Linked DNA regions of Homo sapiens: region 1 is linked to region 2. A link is a contact called in ENCODE Hi-C or POLR2A ChIA-PET data. All regions are on one chromosome and are shown on one strand. Each heading gives the region's core, a stretch centred on a gene start or an enhancer-like site at or near the end of the contact. The rest is flanking DNA. Distances are from core to core; before and after follow the strand shown. Region 1 holds the start of CEACAM18 (CEA cell adhesion molecule 18). Region 2 has its middle 17 kb from the start of SIGLEC8.

What was found. Hi-C counts contacts between places; a loop is a spot of excess contacts on that map. ChIA-PET counts read pairs that join two places held with the same protein, here RNA polymerase II (POLR2A). Pooled maps may share reads with other maps.
Region 1: a pooled map shows a loop between it and region 2 (2.6-fold over the local background). The contact joins the promoter of CEACAM18 here to the enhancer-like site in region 2. A Hi-C loop is called at or near these places in 3 of 168 maps with a recorded cell type or tissue (CD4-positive, alpha-beta memory T cell, naive thymus-derived CD4-positive, alpha-beta T cell and vagina) and 10 of 50 pooled maps. POLR2A ChIA-PET finds 5 or more read pairs at or near these places in 4 of 52 experiments (CD4-positive, alpha-beta memory T cell, WTC11, activated CD8-positive, alpha-beta T cell and 1 more).

The regions. Positions count from the first base shown.
Region 1 is chr19:51,477,289-51,481,098 of GRCh38, forward strand. CEACAM18 (CEA cell adhesion molecule 18) reads left to right here and starts at 1,251. Exons shown (of 6, transcript NM_001405061.1): 1 at 1,251-1,406; 2 at 3,045-3,392. The coding sequence starts at 1,355.
Region 2 is chr19:51,439,157-51,443,179 of GRCh38, forward strand. No RefSeq gene overlaps it. Among named protein-coding and RNA genes, the nearest start is that of SIGLEC8, 17 kb to the right of the region's middle. RefSeq lists enhancers at 2,167-2,456, 2,757-2,896. Within about 2 kb of position 2,540, at least 8 of the 41 ENCODE cell types and tissues checked have a DNase peak (open chromatin) inside an H3K27ac peak, as active enhancers do.

The DNA of each region.
Region 1 (3,810 bases), core at 1-2,500, 37 kb after region 2:
ATCCCTGTTTTTAGAAACAGCCTGACCCTCCAACAACAAAGTGTCAACCTAAATAACAAACAGAGAGAAGCTCTCTAAAAGAAAATGATATGTATTCAGGAATGGGGCATTGCAATGGGAATCTGGGTGCTATAGTAAACTACGTGCATATTCAGGGAGGTAAAAGAACACAAAGGGTTTTCAATGGAAAAATGAGGAGGACCCCATAAATGGTTTGAGATAATTACCCTAGGCTACAAGGATCCCTAATGAGGGTGACGTCAGTCCAAGTTTGGACCGGAGGTTGCTGTCCAAATACTTGTCACAGAAGTATTTTTTTGGTGGAAGGAAGCAATGGCTTTTGTGCAAGACTATGGTTTCTGCAGCGTCTTCTGTGAAAATTTTTGTTGTCAGAGAGCCCTCGCTTCACAGCCTTCCCCACTGTATTTCTCAGGGATTTTTTTGGCTTGTGAGCACTTTCACAAAGGGATCTGGTTATACACACACTGGTTCAGGTCTAGAAGAGCATTCCCTGCAGCCATTCACAATGGTCATGGGAGGAATATTTAGTGACATAGAGAAATAGTCCACTGTTGAGGAGGAAAGCAGCCAGTTGTAAAACAGCCCCAGGCAGTCTAAAAGTTGGGCCCTACACCGGGCACGGTGGCTCACACCTGTAATCTCAGCACTTTGGGAGGCCGAGGTGGGCGGATAACGAGGTCAAGAGATCAAGACCATCCTGGCCAGCATGATGTAACCCCGTCTCTACTAAAAACACAAAAATTAGCTGGGTGTGGTGGCACGAGCCTGTAGTCCCAGCTACTCGGGAGGCTGAGGCAGGTGAATCACTTGGACCCGGAAGACGAGGTTGCGGTGAGCCAAGATCATGCCATTGCACTCCAGCCTGGTGACAGAGCGAGACTCCGTGAAAAAAAAAAAAAAAAAAAAAAAGCTGGGCCCTGCATAGGAAAACCAAACCAAATGGAAACAGGACATACAGTTGAGGAGTTTGATGTCCTATCTTTGAGGCACTTGGCTGTATTTTCTGGTTTTCTTTGTTTTCCCAACAGTGAGCCTGTGTTTTTCCGTTTTTTCATGACCAGAGAAAAAAATGTAAATTATTATAAAAATAAGTAAATAAATAATGAACTAAAGGCAACATAAAGCCATAAAGATAAGGTTGGGCTCTCAAGAGCCGTCTTCCCCAGGCCCCACCCCTGCTGGTCAGAGTGCACCCTGGGGAGGAAAGGCCGCCCTGAAGGCTGGGAGACGAGACCGGCAGCCTCTGTGCCAGGAGACACAGGTCTTGGAGGGAGCAGAGGAGGTGGCTGTGTCTCTGGAGGGACCCCTCCTCCTGGAGGACCCCAGGCAGCTCATGGACCTTTCCAGACCCAGATGGAGCCTGTGGAGGAGGGTCTTCCTCATGGGTAAGAGATGCTGGATGCTGGATGAGCTTCCCAGGACTGAGGGAAGGGCAGCTAGGAGCAAAGCGGCGGGGAGGGGGCTGGGACCATCCCCATCCACGGGCACATCAAGAAACTCCCAGAGCAGGGGTCGGGGAGAGGAGAAGGGGGAGGACCCTCAGCACAACTTTCATGAGCTCACACACGTGGGCACACTTTGCCCCTAGACACACCCCTGCACAGACCCACACATGTGGTGTTACACACACACGCACACGCACATGCACACACACACACGCGCGCACACACAGAGAGAGAGAGAGAGAAACTGTGTTTCTATCTACGCCCAGGAATCAGGAGCTTGGACCTTCACCCTCACCTCCCTGCACTCACCTCCCACTGGGTGCCCCAATCTGCCCCATCCCCTCCCCCACCTCTCAGGCCAGATTCCTTCCCAGCCCCTCACCTTTGCCCAGGACCTTCTGTGCCCCCTACAAGCACAACTGTCCTGCTTTACCACGTGTACTGTCCTTGAACAGGTCCAGTGTGTCCATACGTGAGGCCTAGAGCCGGGGTCTCAGGCATCTCTGCCTCCTCCACATAGCCCAGGCTTGGGGTTCACAGGGCAGTGGACAACTGCCCATGTCATATGTGGTAACAGGCTGCCGCCTCCATTCACACCCACTCCAGTGAATTTAGATGCAAAATCAAAGACATGTAGAAATTCTCGGGGGAGTATTTCTCACCCAGACAATCATTACTGAACTCCCCCTGTGTCCAGCCTGTGCTCAGGGGCGCTGGGGACTCAGTGGTGACTGAGACAGGGCAGTCCTGCCCTCCTGGAGCCCACAGTCCAGGGCGAGATATAGATATGTGCCCAGACTCTGAGGACCCCCAGAGGTCATGGCTGGGATGGGGGGAGCCCAGGAGGAGCTGGGGGAGCCCAGAGGGGACACCTGACCCAGGCTGGGGTGGAGGAGACATCCAAGCTGAGACCTGAGTGATGAATAGAAGTGAGTCAGCAAGGAGGGTGCAGATGGAGAGGAGGGAGAAGGAGTCCCTGCCGGGAATGGGGAACAGCGTGTGCGAAGCCTGGAGTTAGGAGAAGGTGTGGTGCACCAAGAGAGCTATGTAGAGGCCTGGGGCATACAGCGTGGCAGTCATGTCTTCTGATAAATAACTACAGGAATAAATGAGTAAAAGGTGCATAGTGGGGACAGGATGGGGTAGGTGTGCACCACAAGGAGGCTCGATGAGTCACAAACACCAGCTCTGGCTGAGAGTGTTTCATATACCCACCTAAGAGTTTGGACTGTATCCTAAGAGCACTGGGGAGCCATGGAAGGTGTTTGAGCAGAGGAGAACAGGGTCGCAACTTGGGCTTATTAACATTTACGTAACTGTGATGTGAGGATGGATTGGAGGCTGTGTGGCTAGCGAGGAGGGCCTGGGAGAAGATAAGGGTAAAATGGACCACGGCAGGGGCTGAGGGGAGGCACAGGAGGGGACAAGCTGGGGACTCTACCAGGAGCCAGAAACTCTTGCCTGGTTCACCAGCGTCTCTGGGAATCGTTCCCGGATGGTGTCTTTTTTCCTTGTCTTCTCAGCCAGTCTGAATCTCTTTGTGAATTTCTCTCTGTCTTTTTTCCTTGTCTTCTTCAGCCAGTCTGCTGGCCTGTGGGATCTGCCAGGCCTCTGGCCAAATCTTCATCACCCAAACCCTGGGGATCAAGGGATATCGGACTGTCGTGGCCCTGGATAAGGTCCCTGAGGATGTTCAGGAATACAGCTGGTACTGGGGTGCAAACGACAGCGCAGGAAACATGATTATCAGCCACAAACCGCCCAGTGCCCAGCAGCCTGGGCCCATGTACACTGGCAGGGAGAGAGTGAACAGAGAAGGCAGCCTGTTGATCAGGCCGACTGCATTAAATGACACGGGAAACTACACTGTTCGGGTGGTTGCAGGCAATGAGACCCAAAGAGCAACCGGCTGGCTGGAGGTTCTAGGTGGGTTAGCAGGTGCTGTGTTTCCCAACCCCCAAGGAGAGCTAGATGTGACACATTTGAGAGAAGGACATTATACAGAGCATGACACCGGGAGTGGAAATCACGGAGCCGCCCTGGAATCTTGTGTACCATGGACAGCTCCTGGGGGATCTGAGGGCTAGTGGGAGGAGAGGGCGGAGTTGGAAGACAAGCAGTCCTGTATTTGACAGTGGCTGCAAATACATACTGCAGGACCCTGGCCCATTTGTGTTCCTTCTGTGTTCTTCAGTTTCCTCATCTGTAGAGTGGGGAGGAACCCACCATTGTGGTTTGTCGTAGCGTTGGAGGGAGTATTCGTAAAGTGAATGGGACTCAAATAATGGAGTAGTATTGTGTAGCCAAATGCCACCTCTCACTCAGAACCTCTCGTGTCTCCTGG
Region 2 (4,023 bases), core at 1,290-3,789:
TGATGGGGTTTGCCTAGACAGGGCCCCAAGGATGCTGGTAGGGAGCAGGTAGGGAACCCCACCTTGTGTACAGCTCCTCAAAAATCCCAGGTTAACATTCCATTTGGTCTCCAGGCCTGATAAATGGGGAGGAGTGGCTGTTCATTAGTGTGCACTCTGGCTGCACCGGGCAGGACTTTGCCCCGGGAGGGACTGTGACGTTCTGCTCTCTTGGTAAGAAGGTACAAAGCTGGGCTCCAGAAATGGATTGAGAGCTCCTTGGGTCTGCTCCCCAGGCTGCCACCCGCCCCCAGGTGAGCCCTGGATACTGCTATTCCTGACTGAAGAGACAGGGTTTTGGACAAGGTGCTCCAGAAGGCCAGATTTCTCTCTGGGCAAGGTTCATGTGTTTCCCACACAAGTCTACTTCTGGGATTCTTCATGGATCTACAAATCGGACTAGGCAAAAGCTGTGCATGCTGCTGTGTATACAAAATAGTAAACCCTGATATAGACGATGGACTTTGGGTGCTAATACCGTATCAATGGAGGTTCATCAAGTATGACAAATGTACCACTCTGGTGGGAGATGCTGATAATAGAGGAGGTTATGCATGTGTGGGGGCAGGTGGTATATGGAGAATCTCTGTACCTTCTGCTCAATCTGTGAACCTAAACTGCTCTAAAAATTATGTCTATCCCGTCATATGCTTCTGGGAAAAATTGTCTATATATATTTTTTAAATGGAAAGAACTGGCTGGGCATAGTGGCTCAAGCCTACATCTCAGCACTTAAGGAGGCTGAAGTGGGAGGATTGCTTGAGTCCATGAGTTTGAGATCAGCCTGGGCAACATAGGCAGACTCTGTCTCTACAAAAAAAAAAAAAAAATTAGCTAGGCATGGTAGTGCATGCTTGTGGTCCCAGCTACTCGGGAGGCTGAGGCAGGAGGACTGCCTGAGCCTGGAGGGTTGAGGCTGCAGTGAACCATGATCATGCCACTGCACTCCAGCCTGGGCAACAGAGCAAGACCCTGTTTCAAAACAAATTGAAAAAAGCTTAATGCTCCTAAATAGGGTATTGGTTGAATAAGTCAACACACATCAAATTCAGTGGAATACTATGCAGCCATGAATAATTAACAGTAGTGGTGCAGAGCTGTTGCTTCTCCAGTGGGGATCCAGGACCCAAGGGCAGGGCGTGAAAAGTGCTTCAGAGGAGCTAAAGGCAGAAGGTCCACTTTGCATATCTTCTGGGGATGTCATTTATACTCAAATACTGAGTCAGGTCAATCAGACAACTTTAGTGACAATGAATGCATTATTTTCCCGTTGAAACTAACAGAAACGTGTTTTTCCATAGGCCACAAACATTCATAGGGACTTTCAGAGTAAAACAGAAGACTTCAGAGATATTTTGTAATTATATCTAGATACAGAAGACTTGAGATATTTTGTAAATATATGCTAGACACTCAGAGCTGTATATTCACCTTCCTCTGATTAAATTTGCCCTTAATGTTTCAGAATTCCTAATAAAGGACATTTAAGAATATGATCCCACTTTGGTAAACATTATGTATATGTGCATGAGTGTATATAACACATCAAAACTGAAAAGAGAGGATGGCAGATTGCAGGCATTGTTAGCCGGCCTCTCCCACCTTGGAAAGATGAAACAGTGTATAAAGATTTATGTTGTGACCTTTTCACCAGGGACCAACACAGGAACTTAACAGGAAAACTGGAAGAAACCACAGACCTTTCTAAAGAAACGGTGGGCAGCAGCCTACACCACGAGCCAGACAGAAAACTGTGAGTCCCCACAGTGTGAGAAGGGGAGAGACTGACTCAGGGATGTGCACTCCCACTGGGGTGCCACGCAGTCCAGGCCACAGGAGGGGGAAGCCCTCACCCTGCCCAGCACTGGAGCTGAGTTAGGGAGCGTTGGGGAGTAGATAAGGAGTCACATTGGGATGTGCTTGGCGTGCAGTCCTGGGCTCCAGCAGGGACAGAGGGAAGCCATTCCCGATGCTACCTCACAGGGGGCCTTGCAGAAGCCAGCTAGCTGACTCAGGAGGCGGTCACGGGTTGAGAGAAGCTCCCGACTGAGATCTGCAATGTCATCTTGAGTGGGGAAAGTAGACTTGCCCGAAATCTAAGACTCATAGGTGTTCTTGAGGGAGAAGAAAAAGCAAAAAGTTGAGAAAATTCAATGATTGGAAAGATACAGAATCAACCTAAGTGCTCTTCAACCCGAAGGAAAGGCTACAAAAGAATACACATCCCTGAGTCAGTCTCTCCCCTTCTCACACTGTGGGGACTCACAGTTTTCTGCCTGGCTCGTGGTGTAGGCTGCTGCCCACCGCTTCTTTAGAAAGGTCTGTGGTTTCTTCCAGTTTTCCTGTGAAGTCTCTGTGTTGCTCCCTGGTGCAGCTGCAGCGTAAGTAGGTTAGACAGGCGTTTCACAGCCTCCCTTACACAGCCTCCCTTAAAGGGAAACACATTTGCTAAATAGACGGAGAGAACAATCCGCCGGACAGCTCGCAAACCCCGACAGCGCATAAACCGCATCCTGGGCTCGTGGTCAAAACATCCTGTAGCAAGGAGGTAGAAGGGAAGAAGGGACAGTCCCCATATCCGTGCAAGTGCAGAAACCCATGCTTAGGTAGTGTCCTTGGGCTGACCTATGCTCATTATAATAGTGAAAACACACCCTCACGTGGAGACTTAAGGTGCTACTGAGACAGCGATGTATATGCACTAGCATGTACAGCCATTGCGCATGCGGGCCTAACAGACCACCCAGAACACGCTTAAGAGCAACACCGTCCCACCCACGCATGAGTAATCACGGAAGATTCCCCTAAAGGGAGTTTCCCCAGCGTCAGTCAGCGCTGTCTCACCTTTGAGCAGCCGCTCTGACCAGCTGTTAAGAGTGCACGTTCACTTTGCAATTAACTCTCTTGCTTACTTTTACCTTGGACTCACTCTCGAATTCTTTTCTTGAGGCAAAGTCAAGAACCGGAACTGGCCCACCAGCCATAGCAGGGGAGACTGTGTGTGCCGCGGTGCAGGCAGCACTCATGCCGGGAATGGTGAGGATGGCACCAGCTTGTCGGATTTTTTGTTGGCATTTGTGTTTGTTTCTCTACTCACCACCCAAGTGATAAAATAGGATCCTTGGTGTGGAACTTAGAATTATGCCAAAAAGCTAACAGTTCTCCTTTCTAGCCAGCTACAAAGCCAGACCATGCCCACCACTGCCATGCTTGCAAAACGGGTCACCACGGCCTGTAGGTGAGCAGTTGTGTAGGAGAAAAGAATCCAATTTTTTTGTGTGCTCTTTACTATTATGTAGACAGCTCCGTCTTCAGCCCACACTTTGGTTCCCTGTGGATTTCAGTTTGTGTCCTGTGTCTGAGGACAGCGGACTGAATACAGTGATTTTTTACCTCCAATAAATGTCATCCCGCTGCCCTTCCTGTGCCTCGAGGGTTGTCTGTTTTTCTCTTTCTTTTTCTTTCTTTCTCTTTCTTTCTTTCTTGCTTACTTTTCTTTCTTTCCTTCCTTCCTTCCTTTTCTTTCTTTCTTGTCTCCTTCCTTCCTTCCTTAACTCCTTCTTTCTTTTTGACAGAGTCTTGCTCTGTCACTCAGGCTGAAGTGCAGTGGCATTATCCCAGCTCACTGCAACCTCCACCTTCCAGGTTCAAGCGATTCTCCTGCCTCAGCCTCCCGAGTAGCTGGGATTACAGGCGCTCGCCACCACGCCCAGCTAATTTTTTGCATTTTTAGTAGAGACGGGGTTTCTCCATGGTGCCCAGGATTGTCTTGATCTCTTGACCTCGTGATCTGCCTACCTCGGCCTCCCAAAGTGCTGGGATTACAGGTGTGAGCCACCGCACCCGGCCCTGTTTTTCACTTTCTTTTTTTTTTTTTCCACAGGATTAAAATTATTTATTGAATAGACATTTATGGAGCATCTATTATAACAGGAAAAAGTACCAGGCCCTGAAGACACAAGAATAAAATCAAGCGTTTACAAC